4 separate regions of the Homo sapiens genome follow, and regions 2, 3 and 4 are each linked to region 1. Evidence: chromatin loops called from intact Hi-C (ENCODE). Cell type or tissue: endothelial cell of umbilical vein. All regions are shown on one strand. Links, peaks and the distances in the headings refer to the core of each region. The heading gives the core; the rest is flanking DNA.

Evidence for each region. A loop is a pair of places that touch in the nucleus more often than their neighbours do. Peaks named below come from ENCODE experiments on the same cell type or tissue, not always from the same donor. Only the 100,000 strongest peaks of a DNase experiment are listed, where the experiment ranks them.
Region 2: it touches region 1 in a loop (10-fold over the local background); 2 of 110 quality-filtered maps call a loop at or near these places.
Region 3: a loop joins it to region 1, with 3 times the contacts of the local background. A loop is called at or near these places in 10 of 110 quality-filtered maps.
Region 4: it touches region 1 in a loop (7-fold over the local background); 2 of 110 quality-filtered maps call a loop at or near these places.

Annotation. Positions count from the first base shown.
Region 1 is chr21:38,990,660-38,996,480 of GRCh38, forward strand. LINC02940 (long intergenic non-protein coding RNA 2940) reads right to left here. Exons shown (of 7, transcript XR_007067867.1): 4 at 2,086-5,821; 5 at 168-365. Among named protein-coding and RNA genes, the nearest start is that of LINC01700, 16 kb to the left of the region's middle. RefSeq lists an enhancer at 1-541. In endothelial cell of umbilical vein, for the core only: no CTCF peak of the experiment used is centred there; DNase peaks (open chromatin) are centred at 2,332 and 3,052; H3K27ac peaks cover 3,180 bases.
Region 2 is chr21:38,851,059-38,856,879 of GRCh38, forward strand. No RefSeq gene overlaps it. Among named protein-coding and RNA genes, the nearest start is that of ETS2, 48 kb to the left of the region's middle. In endothelial cell of umbilical vein, for the core only: no CTCF peak of the experiment used is centred there; a DNase peak (open chromatin) is centred at 2,573; H3K27ac peaks cover 1,672 bases.
Region 3 is chr21:39,063,851-39,069,671 of GRCh38, forward strand. The region is part of intron 3 of LINC02943 (long intergenic non-protein coding RNA 2943); the gene reads right to left. Among named protein-coding and RNA genes, the nearest start is that of LINC02943, 18 kb to the right of the region's middle. In endothelial cell of umbilical vein, for the core only: no CTCF peak of the experiment used is centred there; DNase peaks (open chromatin) are centred at 2,171, 2,341, 3,161 and 3,631; H3K27ac peaks cover 1,342 bases.
Region 4 is chr21:38,496,315-38,502,135 of GRCh38, forward strand. It overlaps ERG (ETS transcription factor ERG), which reads right to left and starts at 2,163. Exons shown (of 10, transcript NM_182918.4): 1 at 2,049-2,163. The coding sequence starts at 2,066. In endothelial cell of umbilical vein, for the core only: no CTCF peak of the experiment used is centred there; DNase peaks (open chromatin) are centred at 2,267, 3,157 and 3,937; H3K4me3 peaks cover 2,316 bases; H3K27ac peaks cover 4,593 bases.

The DNA of each region.
Region 1 (5,821 bases), core at 530-5,529:
CCGCTTGTCCACCATCACCTGCAGCATGCTTTCCTTAATGAGGACGAGACCCAGGTGGCTCGGTCACTGCAGCTCCCTGGAAGGGACCCTCAGGCCCCCAAACTGGGAAGTCCCCACCTTCCCGCAGACTCAGGATGCTTCTTGTGGGAAAGCACACCCACACTTACAGTGACAGCAGTCACGCTGACCTCAAAAATCCTCCAGGAAAATCAAAATGACACCAATTCACAGGATGTTCCCCAAAGTCCTAGTTTCACAAACTGGAAAACAGCGCAACCCAGCTGTGGTCCAGAGGTCCTGGTGACCTGGCAGCGACAGAATCTTCTCAGGCTGCCTCTGTGCTGCCCTTCTGTGCTGGGATGCACCTGTTGGGGAAAGCTGGGGTTAGGAAACCCAGTGGGTGAACAGGGAGAACTCAAGAACCAGCGAAGAAAAGCAACAACAGGCATATTCACATTTTAAAATGCTTCAGGTGCAGTTTACATACTCTGTAGAGGTTGGTAAAAGTTACACAAATTATGCAAATATCATGTGGCTCACCTACTGTCATGGACAATATTGTGCACCCCACAAAATTAATATGTTGAAGCCGAACTCCCAGTCAGGGGTGACTGTATTTGGAAGCAGGGCCTTTAAAGAGGCGATTAATTTAAGATGAGGCCGTTTGGTGGGCCTTAATCCAATCTGACTGGTGTCCTTATAGAAAGATACAGAGACCCCAGGATGCATACAGGAGGGGCCTCTGCAAGCTGAGGAGGGGACTCAGGAGAAAGCAAACCCACGGGTGCTTTGACCTTGAACTTGTGACGTTGAGCTTCCAGAACTCTGAAAAATAAACTCCTGCTGTTTAAACCCCCAGTCTGTGGTCCTCTGCCATGACAGTCCCAACAAACCAATACAAAGACAATCAGAGAGCCAGAGGCCACGGGGCTCCTGCCGGTGTGGGTGCCTTAGGCAACACGCCCCATCCCTGGGGTCCTGGGCGCACCAAACCCACCCCTGGCTCCTGGATACCACCTCAGGACCACAGCTCCATTCATCCAGAGGCCAAGTGGGCAGCCTGAGGCAGTAAGAAGAACACTCACTGGAATGAGCCGTTCAGGGCTTTGGGATCCCCTCCTCCAGGCAGCCTTCTCTGGCTGCAGCCACCCTCCTCTGAGCCAGGTACCCTGCACTACTCCTCCAGGCTCTCAAAGAACCCTGGAGTCCCACGTATCAGAGCACTTTCCACACCGTGTGCTGACTTCCCGGCTCCCAGAGCCCAGCCCTAGGAGATCCTTGTTCTGGGGCACGTTTCTGCCTTTCCTTATCCCTATCTTTCTCCTCCTCACTCAGCACCTGGCCCTCGATGAGCAGGGTTCTCATATTTAACAGCTGTCCACTGGTCATGACACCTGGGTGCTGGAGGGAGCAGGAGCATGGGCACTGAAGCCTGCTGGGCGGGGGGTCCAGATGCTACTGAGCGGAGAAGGAAAGGTGTCTCGGCAGAGTGAACAGTGTGTGTGCCGGCCCAGAGGTGAGCCGCAGCAGCTGCGGTGGCTGGAGAAGTTCAGGAGGGTTGTGGAAAAAAGCAAGAGGAGGTGGGGAGGGCTTCAGAGGGGGCTGGAGAGGTTGGTAAGGGCTAGGCCACCAAGGACCCTATGAGCAGTTCAGGGCTTTAGGATCTACTGAGAAGGGAACAACCCTAGGGGTTCTCTGCAGGTTGCAAGCCCTCTGGCCCCCCAGTGGCCAGGGGTCTTCAAATCCCATAACCCCCACCCATGGTATTCTGCCCCTAAGGATGTCCACGGATGAGAAGATTGGCCTTCCAAGATTCTCCATCAACCCCTCAGCGAGGCTTCAGCAGCACTGAGCCCAGCAGAGACTTCTGTAGCACCCGAAAGCCTCCTTCTGTCTTGGGAGCCTCATCTGATCTGCTGTATCATGCGTCCCTGCCCTCTCCTCTCTGGGGCCTCTTTCCTTCCATCATCAGGGGAACTTGCTCCCCTGAAAGGAGAGGGCCAAGATGGGAACATTGTGCTATGTCAGCAGCCAGACACACAGCCCGCTGAGCTCCAAACAAAAGAAGTCCCAGGACCCAGGCACCTTTGTCAAAAGACAGCCAATGTAGCCTCTGTTCCAGGAAGGCTCCAGCCTGTGGCCTGTGGGGGTGAAGACAAGCTCCTGCACAATCTGGCCCATTGGATATAAAACATCTATTTGACTTCGGAGAGGGGAAAATATATCACATTGCTAAGATGTCCTTGGTTGCAGTGAATAGCCCAGGGAGAGGTGGAACAATTCATTCCAGAGACCAGCATGAGTGAGGAAGTTGACAAGGACAACGTGGGGCTTTCCAAACAAAAGAAGGAAGAGGCCAAGATAAGGATTTGGTACATTTGGCCAACAAATGGAGGAAATAATCATTTCCAAACCATTCTTGAATGTGCATTTCATCCATATTTATAAGAATGCAAGCCTGCACACGCTTTCCACCCTGTGTCACCCCATCATGGGCAGGGACTTGGTTTACAGACTTTTATATTTGCAGATGGCATCTCTCGTGCACATACATTTTGCGTATACTTTGACATAAATAAACCCGGTTTGGTTTTAAGAAATTTTAAACAAGTGATGTAAAAATATTGAAATAAGATGCTAAGGTTTATTTGGAGTTCTCCTAGGATGCTGAAGAGGTGGAAAGAATAATTTCCAGAATGAAATAATTCCTCAAACATGTTAGACATTATATCAACTCTAGCACAATGCTATGTATGCAGCAAGAGGGTGATAGTATCTGTGATTGGCTGAATTAATTAATCAATCTTAGGCATTCAACAAATATTTATTAAACAGTTAAATGAATGGAGGCAAGGGATAGGATTGGTGCATTTAAGTTCACATGTTAACAAACCCCCATAATAAGCTTCAGCAGTTGTACAATTTGTTGTTGGCATCCTAAGTTCTGAAATGCAATATATTCTACATTTTCTCCCCCTTATTTCCTCTCCCAAAGTTTCTAAAAAATGAAACAAAACATCCGTGTGCATGAGTGATCCCTGGCAACCTGCCATAGTCCACATTCCTTCTCTCTGAGACTCTCTCTGATATTCAGTTCTTGGCCTCCACTTGTCCCCAGATCATGTCCAGACGGCTGCAGGCTCCAAATGCCCAGAAGTCAGCTAATCCCAGGATCGGCAACAAACCTTGGCTCTGGGCAGACCTCTTACCTTTTCAAGAGCTTTTTCATTGGGTCTTTGATTTTATTTCACCAACTCTGTGAGTCAGGACAGGCATGTTCTCGTATTCTCACTCTCTTTCATACAGACACATACATGCACAAACATGAACACTTACCCCACATGCTCATGCTCACCTCATCCAAGGAACCCAAGGCCCTGGCGTCCAGAGAATGAGAGCTCCCGGGGCTAGCTGCTGAGGGTCAAGGCCGAAACCAGCTCAAGATTTCCTTCCCCCACCAGTGCCGTCCCTGTCCCCATGCAGGGCAATGGTCCACCCATTCCCAAGAAAAGGCCTCCAACTCCCTTCGTCCAGTTCCCTGCCCCTGGGCCTGTCCTCATTCTCGCTCTGCTGAAGTTGACACAGGCCTCGCTCCTGTGCAGGGGTGGGACGCGGTGGGGGAGCTACATTTAGACAAGGAAAGGGCCCCCAGGCTTCTGAGTGCGCGTACACACAGACAGGCCTCTGGGACATATTCTGGATGGCTCTGGGCAGATGGCTGTGTTTCCTCTTTTTTCCAGAAAAAAATTCCAGACGACGCAATGATCACAAATGCCAATATCCTAGTAATTGATAGGACTGGATCACACTATGTGAAAAGAAAAGGCGCCCCACAGGCTTTATATACATGTGCGCCGTGCACGCTCTCTCTGTCTCTAGCTCTGTCTCTGTGGACCTGTGTCAATGCTCTGTTGGTCTCTGTCTCTCTTTGTGTGCTTCTGTCTCTCTCTGTGTGCCTCTGTCTCTCTCTGTAGCTCTGTCTCTCTCTGCCTGTGTTCCCCTATGTCTCTGTCTGTCTCTGTCTCTCTCTGTAGCTCTGTCTCTCTCTGCCTGTGTTCCCCTATGTCTCTGTCTCTCTGTCTCTGTCTCTCTCTGCCTGTGTTCCCCTATGTCTCTGTCTCTCTGTCTCTGTCTCTCTCTGTCTCTGTCTCTCTGTGTGTCTCTCTGTCTCCCCTCTCCCTCTCTCTCTCTGTCTCTCACACACATATCCCTCACTGTGCGTCCAACTCAGCTCAAGCCCGTCTCCCTTGCACTTCCTATAAGCCCCTCTTGGAATGGCCTACCCAGAAGGGGCACTCAAAAGTGGGGACGCATTAACTTTCAGAATATCTGACCTCGCCACATGACCTCAGCCGGACTCTGGGTCCATGCAGGGAGTGGAAAATATCCCCAAGTGTAGCTGAGATGAGGCCTTGGAGTTAAGAGGTGAGCAGAGGAGAAGAAACCAGAGAAGAACATTAGAAAGAAGAGATTTGGAAAACTTTCTTTCATTAAACAAATGCCCGCCATGGCCAAGCACCTTTTGTATGTGAGGTGCTGTTCTAGTCACCGGGCCTGCGGCAGGAAGGATGAGACAGCCCACCCGCAGGAGGCTGACTGGAAGGGAACAGCCTCGGGAGACAGAGAAAGACAGGAATGAAGCGCTGGGCACAGCCAGCAGTAATACATGCAGCAGAAGAATGAAGCAAGGTGAGGGAAGAAAGCGTAGGGGGTGCCTGCAAACTTAAGCAGTGAATTCATCCACCAGGGCTGCCATCACAAAGTCTGCAGACTGGGCGGCTTAAACAATACACATTTAGTTTTTCACACTTGTGGAGGCTACGAGTCTGAGATCAAGGTGCCGGCAAAGTTAGTTTCTCCTGAGGCCCCTCTCCTTGGCTTGCAGGTGGCCTCTTTTCCTCGCCAGGTCTTCAAACGGTCTTCCCTCTGTGTGTGTCCTAATCTCTTCTTATAAGGACACCAGCCGGATTGGATTAGGGCCCACCCCATGACCTTCTTTTATCTTAATTACCTCTGGAAAGACCCTATCTCCAAATTCAGTCACATTCAGAGGTGCTGAGGTTTGAGGCTTCAGCCTATGGATTTTGGGGGACACGATTCAGCCCATAACAGATGTGGTGCAAGCTGGACACCCTCTGTGTGGACCCGCAGACCCACCCTTCCTGCTTTTCTTCTCTGCCCTTTGCCCCAGGACACCGACCTACAAAATGCATTTATGACTCCCTGCCTCCCAGCCCCATGAAGCGGGAGCACATGAAGACATGCCAAGGAGGGAGGAGGGTGTTTATCCCCGGCCCCTCCCTGCTTGCTTGCTTCAGGCAGGCAGCATCTCTCTACCCTGAGGCAACAGCACCTGTTAGGAGATGCACCTGCTCCATCCAGCTCTCTCCCCAGGTTCTGCTGATGATAATGGCTGCCTCCCCTTGGCCCTTCAGACAGAGCACTGGTAAGTTCTCCCCACTGTCTCTAGACCTGGGGTGTTGCAACAACCTAAACCCTGCCCCCAGCTTTGTAATAGTACCTTTCCTAAATTCTACTCTTAAATTGCCACATCTTAGTGGGCCATCCGACCAATACAGGGGGATCAGGCAGGAAGAATCAGAGAAAGAAAAAGGAAATCAAGAAAAAATGGTGTCCCAGAAGCCAAGATCATTTCAAGAAGTGGGGCATGATCTTGTGATAAGAGTTGCAGAGGTTAAGAACTTGAAGAGAGGCCATGCATGTAGGAAGATGTGGGGGGCCCAAGCAACCCCAGTGGTTGGGGCAGTGGAAGGCAGGATGCTCATCAAAGCAAAATAAACTTAGTTAAGGAGAAGTAGGG
Region 2 (5,821 bases), core at 420-5,419, 140 kb before region 1:
CCTGTAGAATTTTGTTTCAGCTCTGTCCTCTTTCCTGCCCCTAATCCTGGAGCTATGAATGTTCCTGCTAGGAGCCTGATCTTGAATCACAAGTATACAGCTCCTCTTAAGTCCTAGAAGGTTTTAATTGTGGGTTTGTCCAGAAAGTTTCCCTCTGCTCCCTGAATTGCCTGTTTTCTCTGAGATCCTTTCTGTCTTGTCTTTAGTTTCTGTTTGTCTGTGTTAGAGGGCTTCCTGTCTGGTGATCCTTGGCTATCTATTCATAGTTAAGAGTGAGACACTAAAATATTTATCAGAAACTGGTGTGCTGGGGCAGGATTTGCCTGTGCAGTGAGAGGCGAAGTACATGTTCAGAGGAGCCCACATTGTTAGCATCTGGAGCCTGTCCTCTGGGTGATGTTGTCCTCAGAGGTCATCTGTTTTCCTGCTTGCTGGTTATAGGTTTGGCTATGGCTGCCCTGGAGCAGGGATGGGGAAGGGGCCAGAAGTCCACCATTCAGTGTGCACAATTCATATCCCCACCTCACCCTGCACTGGAGTGCCAGCTGCCTCGATTTCCCAGAGGATCACCCTCGAGTCTCTCGTGGGATCAAGGAGCTAGTGTCTGCCTGAGCAGCAGATCTAACAACCCTTGGACAGCATTCAATAACCCACCTCTTGCCAACCCCATCTCATCCCAACCTTTCAGAGGGCCTGGAGTCTGATTCCGGAGCCTCTCGGGTGGATCCTCAAGGTCTTCTGCCTGCACCTCTGACTGCAGACACTCGGTAGCCAGCTTCCTTCCCTCTGCTAAGTCACCTCCCACCCATGGCTGTGTCTGCTTTCCTCTTCAGACATAACTCACATTGTCATTCATCTTATTTAATCCCCAGTCCTGGGCTCCTCATCCTGTAAGGTTCCCTGTTTTCATGCTTTTACTGACATTTTAGGGGGGGTGGGCAGAAAAGTAATGAAAGTACATGTACCACCGGCCATGTTTAAGCCTCTTCTGCCTGGGCTGGGCATGGTTGTTCACGCCTGTAATCCCAGCACTTTGGGAGTCCGAGGTGAGTGGACCACCTGAGGTCAGGAGTTCAAGACCAGCCTGGCCAACATGGTGAAACCCCGTCTCTACTAAAAAATACAAAAATTAGCTGGGAGTGGTGTTGGGCGCCTTTAATCCCAGCTACTTGGGAGCCTGAGGCATGAAAATCACTTGAACCCGGGAGGCAGAGGTTGCAGTGAGCCGAGATCAGGCCACTGTGCTCCAGCCTGGGTGACAAGAGTGAAATTCCATCACCAAACAAACAAACAAACAAACAAACAAAAAAGCCCCCCAAAAAACAAAGACTCTTCTGCCCATGCCTGTCAGATACTGAAGGAAAAACGCAAAGCACCTTCCAGGAAAGCTGAGTCACAGAGGTGCACAGAGCCAACCCAGGAGCTTCTCTTTCTCCCACAGCATGCACCCATCCCTAGCAAGTCCTGCCAGCTCTGCTCTAAACAGGACCAGGCTCAAAGCTCATCTCTTCACCTCCTTCACTACCTTCCCTACCATTCGTCTGGGATTCCTGCAGGCACCTCTGACTAGACTGCCCTGCTGTGTCCTCTTCAGTCTACTCTCAGAAATTAGACTCAGCTGGAGAGATTCCTGTTAAAACAAAAGTCAGATAATATGACCCCTTCATTCTAAACCTTCCGACAGCTTCCCATTTCACTCATGACAATATCCTAAGGCCTTACCATGAACTGCAGAGTCAACACAATCTTTCCATATCACCTCCTACTCCTGGCCTCTTTGCTTAATCTGCATCAGGCACACTGAACCCCTTGCCATTTCTCACACACACTGAGTGTGTTCCAGCCCCAGGGCCTTTGCACTTGCTGCTCGATCCCCAGATACTCCTATGATCATGTCTTCACTTACTTCCATGCTCAGCTGAAATGTTACCTTATCAGAGAGACCTCCATTGTTTTATCAATCCATTTGCGGCCTGAAAAAGTCTGATTGTGATTCCTGGGTTCCAAACACCTTGATCCTTCAGCTGCTGATATTACAATCAGAAATTAATACTGGTTATTGGTATTCTGACTTCTATTTGGAATCCACGAAGATCCCTAGGCCAACACTTCTCAAGCTTTAACGTGCATGTGAACCAGAAAGATGCTAGCCAGTGCTTCTTAGACTTTTACATACAAAGGAATCACTTTGAGAGCTTGCCAAATGCAGATTAAGACTCAGCAAGTTTGGGACTAGACCAGAGGTTTGCATCTGTAACACGCGCCCAGGTGATGTTGAGCCTGCTGCTCCCCAGCTTACCTTTTGAACGACAAAGTCTAGACCAAGGTGAGGATACTGTCCCTCTCATCCCAGACACACAAGAGAGGCTGGGCCTTCATCCCTCCCATCCCCACCTGTGGGCAAGTTACTCCATCAGCCAGAAGATGGTCAGCTCTTACAGCCTCAGAGGTCTAATGACGCAACAGCTGCAGCACCTGCTCCCTGGGTGCCCGCCTGTGGGGTGAGTCAGCGGCTGGACTGAGATGACAGCTCATGAGCATGTCTCCTGGGACTGTGCCTGTGGCCTGGGCTTGGGCCAGACTCCGTCAGCAACTAAATGCACCTGGAAGGCTCTCCTCAGCTCTGCAAATCCCACCAGCTGCCTGACCTGCTTTCCCCAAGCCCTACCACTCCTCTCGCCTACTCTTAACTGCCTTCGTCACCCCAGTTAGGTCAAATGGCATTCTCTTCAGAATGACCTCTACCATCTGTTGAGACTCTGTTATCTGCCAGGCAGTGTTGCAGGCATTTCCCTTGCATCATTTGATTTAACTCTCATAAGTGTGCTATGGGATGACTGTTATTACCTTCTTTTAAGATGAGGAAATGACACTGCAGTGACAATAACTAATTTGCTCAGGATCACAAAGCTGGGAAGTGATGGAGGTGGGATCCCAGGCTGGCTCTCTGATTCCATCTTGGGCAGGGGACATCACATCTGTGCCACCACCCTACTTGTGGTCTACCAGGCTCCACCACCTCCATTATCTTAGTGGACAGGTGGAGAAGCACCACCTCATCTTTGTGGAGGGAAATGCTGTACTTCAGCTTCCTTCATCCTAACACCCAGGGAAAAGGAAACATCCCAGTCCCATCTCAGCTAGCTTTCCTGTATTACCTAATATAAGATGGGATAATAACTGAGACTCCCAGGTGAAGGTCACAGCCCAGGGACACAGGCTCACTAAAAACCTGAAACCTAATCATTGGACTCTATATAGAATGATTCGCCTCCCCCATTTCTGCCCAGCACATCCGCAGTGCTCTTTTGTAGTAACTGGAACACAATATAAGCTATATGTCAGTGAGCTTGAAGATATATGAATAGAAACTTCTCAAACTGAAAGACAAAGGGAAGAAAGACTGAAAAAAAAATGGAGCACCATGTTTAAAAATGGCAGGACAATTACAAAAGGTGTAACATATATGTAATGGGAATACCAAAAAAGAAGAAAGGGAGAAAAGAACAGAAAAAATATTTGAAGTAATAATGACTGAGAATTTTCCAAAATTAATGAGACACCAAACCACAGATTCAGGAAACTAAAGAGAACACCAAGCAGGATGGATATTTTAAAACGTATACCTAGGTATATAGTATATATTCAAATTGCAGAAAATCAAAGATGCAGAGAAAATAATGAAAGAATTCAGAGGTGGAAAAAAAACCTACCTTACGTATGGAGGATCAAGCATAAGACTACATCAGACTTCTCCTCGAAAACCATGCAAGTAAAAAGAGAGTGTGGAGTGAAATATTTAAAGGGCTGAAAGAAAGAAAACACCACTAGCTATAGATAGAATTCTGTATCCAGTGAAATTATCCTTCAAAAGTGAATGGCAAATACTTTTGCAGAGAAAGAAAAACGGAAGGGGTTTGCTGCCAGTAGGACTTCCTTGAAAAAGAAGGGAAAATGACATAGGTGAAAAACTCAGGTCTACTAAAAGGAATGAAGAGCATTCAAGAAGAAAGAAACGAAGGCTAAAATGAATAATTTCTTTTTCATATTTTATGCTAATCTAACAGTTTATCATTTTCTTCAAGATAATAATAGTAAACATGTATTGGGTGATTATAGTTTATAAATTAGTGAAATGAATGACAAAAATGTTATAAGAGATGAGGAAAAGAATTGTGAATACTCTGTGATAACATATTCTCACTACACATGAAGTGGTATTGTGTTATTTGAAAATGGACTTGGATCAGTTTTAAGTGTATATTGCAAAATCACAGGCAACTACTAAAAAAATTGTAAAGAAGTATAACTGATATATAATGAAAGAGGAAATAAAATGGAATCATATAAAATTCTCAAGGAAAATCAGAAAAGGAGAAAAAAGTGTAAGAGGAAAAAGAAACAGAACAAGGGAAACACATAGAAACAGTAATAAATATGGTTGATATTATATCAAATATATTAATAATTAGTTTATATGTCAATGTTCTAAATATGTGAATTACAAGACAGACGCTAGCTGGGTGGATTAAAAAAACCAGACCTAACTGTATGTTGTCTACAAGAAACTCACTTTAACTATAAAGACACAATTAGAATACAAGTAAAGAGATAGAGATAGATATACCATGTTAATGCTGGAATATCTGTATTTATATCAGACAATGTGGACTACAGAAAAAGTATCAGGGCAAAGGGGCAAGAAGGGCGGCGTGAGCAAGTGGAGCCAGGAGGAATTTTAGGGCAGTGGAACTCTTCTATGCTTTACTGTAATCGTGCGTGCCTGACATTATGCATTTGTCAAAACTGCTAGAACTGAACAACACATGGAGTGAACCCTCACGTAAACTATGGACTTTCATGGATAATAATGTACCAGTACTTTCATCCATTTTAGCAAACGTACTGCAACAATGCAAAATGCTGATAATAATAGGGGACACTGTGGGAGGAGTCAAGGGTCTATGTAATATCTCTGCACAATTTTTCTTTAAACCTATCACTGCTCTAAAAAATAAAGCCCAGTTTTGTTTTGTTTTTAAAAAAAGAGGCCACGTGCAGTGCCTCATGCCTGTAATCCCAACGCTTTGGGAGGCCAAGGCAGGAGGATTGCTTGAGGCCAGGAGTTTCAGACTAGCCTTGGCAACATGGCGAGATCCTATCTCTAGGAAAAAAAAAAAATAGCTTGGCATGGTGGTGCATGCCTGTGGTCCCAGCTATTGGGGAGGCTGAAGTAGGGGGATTGCTTGAGCCCAGGCATTTGAGGCTCCAATGAGATATGATAATGCCACTCCACTCCAGCCTGGGCAACAGAACAAGACTCTGTCTCAAAAAAAAGAGAGAAAGAAAGAAAGAGAGAGAGAAGGAAGGAAGGAAAGAAGGAAATTATCACAACTATCGCTTCAGGCGTTGGCTGACCTAGACCTCCACCCCGGCCCTCACCACCTGGCCAGTCGGAGCCTTGGTCCTCTACATCCATGGGGCCCCTACTGCCTGAGCTAGGCAATCTCTCAAGACCCCAGGGCTGGCCTTGGCGGACAGTTCTCTAATTTCATTCTGGGTAAAGGGACCATGAGCGAGTTGCTCATGGCAAAGTCCCAGAGGATGAACAAGAGGCTGTGAGTCTCGGTCTGCCAGAGGGATTCTAGGAGAGAGAAGTAGCTTAATAAGCAAAAGGTGGCAAATATGAGCCGAAAGAAGGCCCCATCCCCTTGTAGTAGACATGCACTTCTGAAGACGGCTCAGTGGATTGGAGACTGTTCCCAGGGCCACCTTGGGAGGCATGAGGGAAGGAGCTTGGGTCAACCTGTCATACCCAAAG
Region 3 (5,821 bases), core at 380-5,379, 73 kb after region 1:
TTGAGACCAGCCTGGGCAACATAGTGAGACCTGTCTATACAAAAAACATTTTAAATTAGGCAGCCATGACAGTAGACACTAGTAGTCCCAGCTACTCAGGAAGCTGAGGTGGGAGGATCACATAAGCCCAGGAGTTAAGAGGCTACAGTGAGCTATGATTGCACCACTGCACTCCAGCCTGGGTGATTTTTTTTTTTTTTTTTACAGACCCTGTCTCTAAAATATATATATATATTCTTTGCTACTTCTTTGCTGGGTGCTGTGGCTCACTCCTATAATCCCAGCACTTTGGGAAGCCAAGGCAGGAGGATCACCCAAGGCTAGGAGTTTTGAGACCAGCCTGCACAATGTACCAAGATCCCATCTTTGCTAAAATAAAAAAATTAGGTAGGCATGATAGGCAGCTCTATAGTCCCAACTACTCGGGAGGCTGAGGTGTGACAATTGTTTGAGCCAAGGAGTTCCAGGCAGTGAGCTATGCCACTGCACTTCAGCCTGACCTGTCTCTTAAAAAGAGAAAAGAAGAAAGAACATGGTGGAAGTGAAGTGACATTCTGAGACTTGTGAGGTTAGGCCATTAGAACTCTTGCAGTTTCTGCCTGGCCCTGCTGAACATGCTCTCTAGGAGCCCTGAGGCCAGGTGAGGAGTCCAAGCACTCTGCAGGTGCTCGGCCTAAGCCTCAGCTAAGCCTCACCCTCTGGCATCCACTTCAAGTCACCAGACATGGAAGTCAACAGCCACTCAAATACTCTAAACCAACCCATTCACAGCTGAATATAATTAAGTGACTTCTGTTCAGGACGCCTGAAACAGAAGAATCACCCCGCCAGTCCCTGCTCAACTGCCTGGCTCACAAAATCATCTGTCAGTATGAGTTCATGATGCATTTGATCTCAAAGGAAATATAAACTATCTTTAAGAAGATACTGTCCCCTGAAAAGGCCTAGAAATGTATCATCAACCCAGCAGCACTGAGCACTGTCATGCTGCACTGTGGTCTCTAAATACCATTTCCTACCAAAAAGAACGGGGCTGCCTGCAGGAATGGCTGATTCCAGATCCGAAAATGAAAATACACACAATGAATCTAAAATTGTGTCATCCAGAAATCAAAGAAGCTACCAAACATTAATAGGGGCATGCCAAAAGAAATCAGGAGTTCATCTGAATAAAATCTTACTCATCAAAAATAAAGGCCAGGCATGGTGACTCACACCTGTAATCCTAGCACTTTGATAGGTTGAGGCGGGTGGATCACTTGAGGCCAGGAGTTCAAGACTAGCCTGGCCAAAATGGTGAAACCCCGTTTCTACTAAAAATACAAAAATTAGCTGGGCATAATGGTGCACACCTGTAATTCCAGCTACTTAGGAGGCTGAGGCACAAGAATGGCTTGAACCTGGGAGGCAGAGGTTGAAATGAGCCCAGATTGTGCCACTGCACTACAGCCTGGATGACAGAGGGAGACTCTGTCTCAAAAAAAAAAAAGATATAATTTAAGCATCAATAAAAATAATAACTACAATAGGCTGAATCCATAGGTTCATAATAATATTAAAAAGCTCACTGCTCACAACTGGAAGATGGTCATGAACCACATCGCTACTCTGAAGTTGATAAAGAGAAAAGATAAGGCATTTACTAATCTTTGCCTTCACAATACAAACTGCAGGATAACAAAAGAATTGATGGGCGAAAGGATTCCAATTAGTAAACAAAGAAGGGATGATCTAATGTCACATTTTGAAACTCCTAATGAATTCATGGATCAAGGCAATGGAAACCACAAGAAAACCTGAGAGAAGCTGGTTTTAAATACTTTCTGATAGAAGAGCCCAGCAACATCTATGAAGTCATCTTAACACTCAAGAATTTAAACTCAAATCTGATCAAACCTCTAGCTCCAACTACTAAAGTTTAGGAAAAGCAAGGCATAGAGAAACATGTTAGACAAAAGCATGGCACTATAGGAAGTTACAAGGCAAATGCGTTGATTTTTTCAATTAATAAATGACCATACAACCAGAGAGGGACTTATGAACCAATTTAAACAAACTAAACTTGTTTGGATCCCAATTCAAATAAATCATCCAAAAAAATTCTTAAGACAATTTAGGAACTGTAAACACTGACTAAGTATTTGCTGATATTTTAAAAGATTGTTTTTATATGAGATAACAGTATAGTGGTTATTTGTTTTTAAGTTCTTTGTCTTTTCCTTATCTTTCAGATACACACTGAAACATTTAGAGATAAAATTATCTGATTCTTGGAAACTGCTTCAAAACAATTGGGTAAGGGCAAAGATTAAAGAGGTTAGAAAAAACAAGATTGGCTAAATTGATAATTTTTGAGGCTAGGTGGTCAGTACATTCGCTTCATGATAAATGGCTCTCTAACTTGGTATATGTTTTTAAATTTTGCGTTAAGTTTTTTAAAAACCATGCTGACAAATAATTTTCAGTAACATAGAAAATGCTTATGACACAATATTACGTGGGAAAAGGCAGGAAAAAATATCAATATAGTAAGATCCAAGCTATGTAAATCAGTATGTTCAATGCCCAAATGTTTGCAGTGGCTATTTTGGGTGGTGGGCTTATTATGGATAAATGTCATCCTTTACACTAATTTTCCAACTTTCTTTTAATACAATGGGCACATATGACCTGGCGAATTAGGAAAAACAGATAGTTATTTTAGTTTTTAAGAGTAGGTGAACTATGAGCCATTTGAAATAATACTCTTGAGTCTTGAGTCTTGAGTGATGTGTTTAGGTAACATCCTCTGAGAGAGAGCTGGCACCACCCCAGGGTGCCTCTTAGCACCTAAAAGTCACATCTGGTGTAAGATGGCAACGTGCCACTCTGTTTCTGAGGCGCCGTAAACAAAGGATTGATACATTTATGTTTCCACTCAGTATGACCAAAGGAATGAAAAAAGTGCAATAATCTCACATATTTGACTCTCGGATGTCCCCAAAGGAGCGCAGCTTGGTAAATGACTATCACTAGGTAATCACTGTTCTAGAAACTTCTGTGCCAGAGACAACTTGGGCGTTTTACAGTTTTTGTTCTGTTGCAAGACGTGATCCAGGGGATTATGCACACTCCTCTCCTGCCTTTCTCCACAGGAAAGCAGACTGTTAGTCCCTCAGCAGGGCAGAGCATGCCAGGTCAGGGGCTCTCTCAGCAGACATTTCCTCAGAGGCCCGAAGCCCTAGCACCTCCCATAAGCAGGGCCTTGCTTTCCAGTGGAGTGTTTGTGTAAAAGGAATTTTTATGCCAGTGCCCTCTTAGGAATCTTTCTTTAAAATCATATGAAAGAAATGCAGAGAGAGATCTGAGTAAATCCTATACAACCCATAAGCCTAGAAAGTTCCAGAAGCATTCAGAATATTAATACAGCCATCATCAGGCCTTTTCCTCTCCCATGGAGTCATTGGCACCCTGGGAGATCTGGCTGGATAGTTCTGTCCATAATCTCTTAGATTTCTTGGTGGTTTTGTTTTATTTTATTTTTCCTCTTCTTGATATCCCTCCTGAGGATGATTTGACCTTTCTGGTAAAAATCTTAACTTGGGAATTTCTTGGATTTCCTGCCTGGAGATTATCACTCCAACATTTCCATATCGCATCTGCACATCTGTGTGGTTTCCAGCATTTGTACTTCATTCCGTCACTCCCCAGTGGCTCTCAAATGTCTTCTCCAATCTCAACAAACTGCCCTCTGGGGCTGTAAGCTCCATTTTTATCGATGGGAAAATAGAGACACCAAGAGGACTTGGCGAGGAGCGAATTCACCCTTGCCTGGACCCTGCTCCAGCCACGCTGGCCGGCCTCAGCGAGGGGCACCCACACACACAGGCCCAGTGCTCCACTCAGACACCTAAGGAGGCAGAGGCTCCATTAACACACCCTCATCCTCACCAGGCTTCCTTCTTTAGCCACAGGTGTGTCTGCCGTGACTGCATCTACCCCAGCATCAGTATGCAAATAAGCCAAAGGTGCAATGCATGGACTGACCTCCACGTAGATTTCACAGGATGGAACTGCCGTTTACAGGAGTCCTGTATATGGGAATCTAAACTTACCCATGAAAGGCAGAAAAGCTTCGGGAAATCACTCTTCGGGAAAGTAGAAGAAGAACTTAGATAACCCACCACCTCCCAGAGTGCACCCAGATGGAATGGATGCATCCTTCCTCGGGCTGAAAGGTCTGAAGAGAAGCTCCCTAGATCAGAGCCTCTCACCGGATTAAAATCCAGATGCAGATTCAGTAGGTCTGGCACGGCCTGACATTCTGCATGTTAACAGCCCCTAGTTGATGCAGATGCTGCTGGTCCTTGCAGCCCACACTTTAAGTAGCAAAGATTTAGAGCTGAGCTGCCCAATACAATGGCCACTACCTACTGTGGCTGTTGAGCCCTTGAAATGCAGCAAGTTATAATTAAAATGTGCTGCAAGTATAAAATACACACAAGATTCTGAAACTATTCCAAACAACAGATAAAGAGGGACTCCTCCCTAACTCATTTTATGAGGTCATCATCATCCTGATACCAAAACCTGGCAGAGACACAACAAAAAAAACATTTTAGGCCAATATCCCTGATGAACATTGATACAAAAATCCTCAATAAAATACTGGCAAACCAAATCCAGCAGCACATCAAAAAGCTTATCCACCAAGATCAAGTCAGCTTCATCCCTGGGATGCAAGGCTGGTTCAACATACGCAAATCAGCAAAGGTAATCCATCACATAAACAGAACCAATGACAAAAACCACATGATTATCTCAATAGATGCAGAAAAGGTCTTTGATAAAATTCAACACCCTTCATGCTACAAACTCTCAATAAACTAGGTATTGATGGAACGTATCTCAGAATAGTAAGAGCTATTTATGACAAACCCACAGCCAGTATCATACTGAATGGGCAAAAGCTGAAAGCATTCCCTTTGAAAACCGGCACAAAACAAGGATGCCCTCTCTCACCACTCCTATTCAACAAAGTATTGGAAGTTCTGTCCAGGGCAATCAGGCAAGAGAAAGAAATAAACGTATTCAAATTGGAAGAGAGGAAGTCAAATTGTCTCTGTTTGCAGATGACATGATTGTATATTTAGAACACCCCACCGTCTCAGCCCAAAATCTCCTTAAGCTGATAAGCAACTTCAGCAAAGTCTTAGGATACAACAGCAATGTACAAAAATCATAAGCATTCCTATACACCAATAATAGACAAACAGAGAGCCAAATCATGAGTGAACTTCCATTCATAATTGCTACAAAAAGGATTAAATACCTAGGAATACAACTTACAAGGGACGTGAAGGATCTCTTCAAGGAAAACTACAAACCACTTCTCAAGGAAATAAGAGAGGACACAAACAAATGGAAAAACATTCCATGCTCATGGATAGGAAGAATCGATATTGTGAAAATGGCCATACTGCCCGAAGTAATTTATAGATTTAATGCTATCCCCATCAAGCTACCAATGACTTTCTTCACAGAATTAGAAAAAACTACTTTAAACTTCATATGGAACCAAAAAAGGGTCTGTATAGCCAAGACAATCCTCAGCAAAAAGAACAAAGCTGGAGGCATCATGCTACCTAACTTCAAACTATACTACAAGGCTACAGTAACCAAAACAGCATGGTACTGGTACCAAAACAGATATATAGACCAATGGAACAGAACAGAGGCCTCAGAAATAATGCCACACATCTACAACCATCTGACCTTTGACAAACCTGACAAAAACAAGCAATGGGGAGAGGGTTCCCTATTTAATAAATGGTGTTGGGAA
Region 4 (5,821 bases), core at 599-5,598, 490 kb before region 1:
GACTGGAAATTGCCTCTATGGGGGGCTGTTTCCTAATTCCAGTGGACAGCCATCATTTTCCCTATGCTAACTTGGGCTTTGCGCTAACGTAATTGAAACTGTAGTCAACAGACTCAGGACCTCCTTTTTCCACTCTATAAACAAGGCTGTAAAATCATCTCATTACTTTACCCAGGAAATCTAACAGAAACATGTCTTAAAGGAAGTCACCTATAAAGAGGGCCTATTTTAACAGAAGATTAAAAAAAAATTCACCTGTAGTCATTCTAAGGGTTCACTTGGGTACATACAATAAACACATAATGCAATGTAATAAAATGTTAAATCAAGCATAGTACCTTAGACAAGTGTAAACTATTATTTCCAAAAAAGTGTTCAGAAAATCACAAAATATTCAAACTTTCAAAATAGCTTCATGTATTCATAAATGTATACTTCAAATTAAACAGTATAACACATTTGGATGTTTTGCAAAATGTACCTACCTTCTAAAGGATGGTCTGTTATTTCAATGTCCTTTTTAATGCACTGAGTTTTTTGGGAAAAAAAACCACATAAGATCGTACCCAAGCTATTCAAGATTTACACAGAATATTTGATTTAACATGCATATGAATAAGGATGAAAATAAGAACAAAAAAATAACATTTTGGGTCACAAAATCAAGTAATTTCTATTCATGTAGCTATAAGTAGGGCACATTAACTCTCAATTTTATAATTCCTGTCTATAGGAGCCATATTTCAGCAGATTCCAATCCTTGAAGCCAAAGAAAGAAAAGTATAAGGTGAAAGTTCTTGGTACACAGATTTTTAATATATTATTGAACACACCTTGAGAAATAAAAGCTGAACTTCTCAAACACAGTTTCTATGGTACATATGAGTCAAATCTTCTAATACAAACATTTCAAATTATGAAAATACCAAACCAAAGAGTATTTTTGAAAATGGCTTGGCCCAATTCTGGGCAAACTTCCATTTTCTTATGCACTTTCCAACAAACTAAAAGCCTTATGAAAACACCACCAAATGCTTCTCACCTCCGTGCAGCAAAACTAAAGACATGCAACAAACACAATTTTCTTTTCCCTCCACTCAGCATCTGCTTTTGTTGCTGATTTTTCACATTTCTACAAATGTCACGAAGGCATGGTGGCCTTTAAAACAACTGAACGGACCCCCATTCAAGACTGCATGCCCCTTGACTTGTAGTCACCATTAAATTGGCTTCATTTCCAGGAATCAGGCCATATTTAGGATTGTACCTGTGCAGATTTACCTCCACATTAATCTCTACATGCTATCTACTAAAAACTTAGGCAAGGAAATGCATCAGACCAAACACCCCACAGCACAGAGAACCGACCGGCCATTGCTTTCCAATCTCCGCAAACCTAACCATTGCTGGAAGAAATCTTACTCACAGTGCACAGACAGTAGGTATTTTATTGAAGATAAACATATAGTGGAACAAACCAAATTACCCCCATTTGAGTTACGTGAGCACTCAGTTCTCAGCGTGGATGTCCCACAAATCAAGTCAACATTTGCGTCCCATTACCAGCAGCCACTTGCCGAGTATCTCTTCGCTTCCACTGGGACTGCCTGGCATCCCTGATGCTAAGGAGCCACTGAAGAGCCTCCAAATGTCTGACATTCACAAACGCATCTTTTGCTTTGACCCGACCCTTCAACCTCTCCGAGTCTGCTGCCTTTTCTCAGACACACATCCAGGCACCGTTAGGGATAGTTAGAGAATCTGAAAATTCAGAAGCGCTCCGAAAAGCCTTTCCAAAAGTAATCCACAGCACTCAACAGTGAATTTAGAAACCCCAATTTTTTTCTGAGTTTGAAGTTTTTAAGCCTTGCGGATGGTTGGAGTAGGAAAAAGGAAATTTACTAGGCAGTGCAAAGGAAATCTTGTTGTCCTCTATTGTGGCAGTGGGGGTGTTGCCCAACCCTAACTTATCTGCCTTGATAAAGGAAACCAAAGAAAAGAGTAACAAGAACAAGATTTTGTCAAATTAAAAGGAACCCTTTCCTTACCTTAATAGTGCTGGCCATAATGCGATCAAGTTTATTGATCGTTAATAAATGTTAATAATAATTATTGCTTCTCTCTGACCAGAAAGTAGTTTTGATGAGGTTGTTTAGAGCGGATGAGATTGTGCTAAGTCTGGGAAATGAAGTCAGCCAATGGCAGGAAGAGGTTTCTATTGGTCCTGGCTGTCCAGCCCAAAGAAACAGGATATTTGGGAGTGGAGAGATAAGAGACCCTGAAAACAATGTTGTTTTTCTTGATGATATGCAGCCAGGAGATTTTTTTTTTTTAATTAAAAAAAGAAAAGGCATCAATTGGGATGGGGACTGCCACAGCAGGTGTGACCGGTGTGCCGCCGTGTGACACACTGCACTGAGACCAAGGCAGGATGCAGATGTGATGGGACTCCGCATGGCTTCACACGGGCTGCAAGCACCTTGGAGCCAAGGCGTTGAGGGCACCCCACTGCCCTGGGTGTCAGCCCTTCGCAGCCCAATTCTTCGCAGAATTACTAGGACAGAGGACTTGAGCTCCTTTCTCCTAAAAGGAAACTTTGCAGGTGGAGTTTATTTCATGTTAATAGATGGCCATGTTCAGTAACAGCCATTGCCTGGCTGATTTTTAACAACCTATATTTATTCAACATTTCATATAAGTGTTCCAGAACAGTTTCATTTTCTCCTTCCAAATACCTGCACTTTTTATTTGCTCTACAACAAAGTTGTTGAAAACGCAAGGACTCTAGGCTTACAGTAAACACAAAAAATAAAGAGGAAAAATAAACCTTCCTAAGTCTTGTTTTCAAGTATTTATTAAAACCCAAATAACTGAAGTGACTACAAATGTCCCGGAATATCAGTGAGCTGGTCTCACTCTGACAGACATCCATGTTGCAGACAACAGATCCTCATAGAACTTTTGGCTACCCAGAGATGCCATGTGAGGGCCCCATTACATGTCTAAAATCCAAGCTATAAGTTCAGGGTCACAGGTCTGTTTTCTCCTCGAAGGAAGTACAGCGAATGCAGGCCTGAACATTCCTTAGAGGGTTTCAGGACTTTAATTACTCATTTTCAGGAAATTGCTTGGAAGAAACATTTTGCTTTGAATCTAGCTACAGGAACGCAGGACCCATAAAGAGGTGTGGTCTCAATAGGCGACCCCAAGAACACAATAGACTAAATCCTGAGTCATCTGACAATTCCTGGTTGCAGAGCTGGACGTTCAGTAAATGGATTTCACTCAGACTTTAGGCCGGCATGTGTCAGAGTTCTGTCCACCAGCCCAGGTCATTCTGGCTTTTATTATATACCTCTGATTTATCACCTCATGTTAGGACAAAAGAAGGAGGAGAAGGAGAAAGATAAGGGGGGAAAGGGAGAGGAAGGAGAGGAGGAGGAGGAGGGAGGGAAGAGGGCGAGAAAAAATGGAGAAGGAGAAAGGAAGGACAGAAGAGAGAGAGAAAGGAAGGAGGATGGGAGGAAGGAGGGAGGAAGGAAGGAGAAAGGGAGGGAGGGAGGGAAAGAAAGAAGGAAAAGAAAAGAAAGAGAGTATATTGTAAGAAAATCATTCTGTGGAAATCAGAACCTAAGTTCTCAGCACCTACATTATGAGGGGGTGTTGATTTCCGCTCTTTTCATCTCTGAACAATGAATAAGATGGCAGGCTGATTAAAATTCTGTTTCCCCGAAAATTTCAAAGTCCTGAGCTGTTTTATCTGGGCAGCTTCCACTAGAATTCTGGAGTGCGGAGGAGAAAAGCTCTCTCAGCTTCCCTGAGTGTCCTTGCTTTTTGTTCTCTCCTAAGAAGCATCAATGTAAAATGTTAACTGTGGCCTCCACAACACATGGCACCTGATTATGCCTTTACCAAACACCAGCTTTAAATAAGATGAACGCTTTGCTAATGAAATAGCCACGGAAGAAAATCCTGTGTGGTCCCGCCTCACCCACGCCTCGTGGTTGCTAATCCAGCCCTCAGTTGTTCCCTGCAGCAGGAAAGATCAGCATTTCTACTGGGACCTAATGCTTCAGTGATGATTTGGCCTTAACTCCCTGGTTCTTGCCTAATGCAAATCAAACTGTGAAGAGTGGGATTTCTTACCTCTCTATTTTGAAATAATTTCCAACTTACAGAAAAGCCACAAGATAATACACCAAACTCCTAATACCCTTTGCCTGGTTAACTCTGATTGTCTACTGGTGCCAATGTACATCATTTTCTCTGCTTTCTCTCACACATGCTCTCTCTCTCTCAATCTCTGTCTCTCTCTCCCATATTTATTTATGTATAACATACATGCATGCATATATCCATCATTTTCTAACTAATAAAAATATTGTTTTATAAGAGACAAATTTATTTATTGGATACTAAAAAAGAGAAAAACAGATGCTATTATTTGATCAATATTCGATCCATAAGTTTTACTGCGTCTAATTTTGGAAATGCATACAAACATAAAAAGTGATCTAATAAAAAGTTAATTTGGGGATACTGAGTGGTAAATTCTGTTCCAAAATTTTACAAAGGAAACTCCTCCTCATTTCTAATGACAAAATGTTTGATTGATTCCTGTTGTCTTCAAAGAGAATAATTCTTGATGTTTCAAATGGCATCATAGCATCCAAGCCTGGTAATCTCTGACTATTTAATGTAAAGTGTTTTAAAAAAATCTTTGGCTCTTGATAGGACAAGGCACATCTTTTTTTTTTTTTTTTTTTTTTTTGGGACGGAATCTTGCTGTCGCCCAGGCTGGAGTGCAGTGGCGCGATCTCGGCTCACTGCAAGCTCCGCCTCCCAGCTTCACGCCATTCTCCTGCCTCAGCCTCCCGAGTAGCTGGGACTGCAGGCGCCCGCCACCACACCTGGCTAATTTTTTTTGTATTTTTAGTAGAGACGGGGTTTCACCATATTAGCCAGGATGGTCTCGATCTCCTGACTTCATGATCCACCCGCCTCAGCCTCCCAAAGTGCTGGGATTAAAGACGTGAACCACCACGCCCGGCCAAGGCACATCTATTAACTAGAATATAGCAGTGCAGAAACCGTTTCCCAAATATTATCCTATGGGGAAATTATCTGAAGATATAGATATCACTCTAGCTTTCCTCACTTGTACCCCAAGTCTATGTTATTAAATGGCCTCATCCCTACACCACCCAGCAGCCTAAGAACCAGGCTGCCTTTCCCACCTGATACCTCCTCTCCCTAGGGAAATATGCCCTCCAAGCCACCACGCGGACCAAGTTAGGGGGCAATCTGGCACACGGCCCCTACCTGAGGCCCGTCCTGCCATGAGCCTATCAGGGCAGGGTCCTTTTTCACTCTCCTTGAGATGCAGTAATCACCACACTAGACCAGCACAGCCCATACAGTAGCTGTGGACAGCAGAACCTATGAATAAAGCACACATTTCCCTTGCATGCTTCTCTGCCACAAACCCATCCCCTGTGAATCTGCCAAAACCTTCCACTAGTCTCCTCACATTTTACTCCAAAGAAAGAAACAAAATAATATAACATAAATATACCATAAATTCACTGTCACAATAAAAGAAACACTAGTATTTATTTATCCTAAAATCATTTCTTCCCATTTTCTAAAGATCGAACAAGTTCTCATTCTTGTTCCCTTACTAACTTCTCTGTATGGAATATGGGGAGGAAGGTTAGGAGCTAAGAACACTCTGAATGACAGCCACATGGTTCTCAATGTAATACATGCGCAGAGCAAAGAGAGGAGATCCGTCTGAACCTCCACATCTGTGGGGACACAA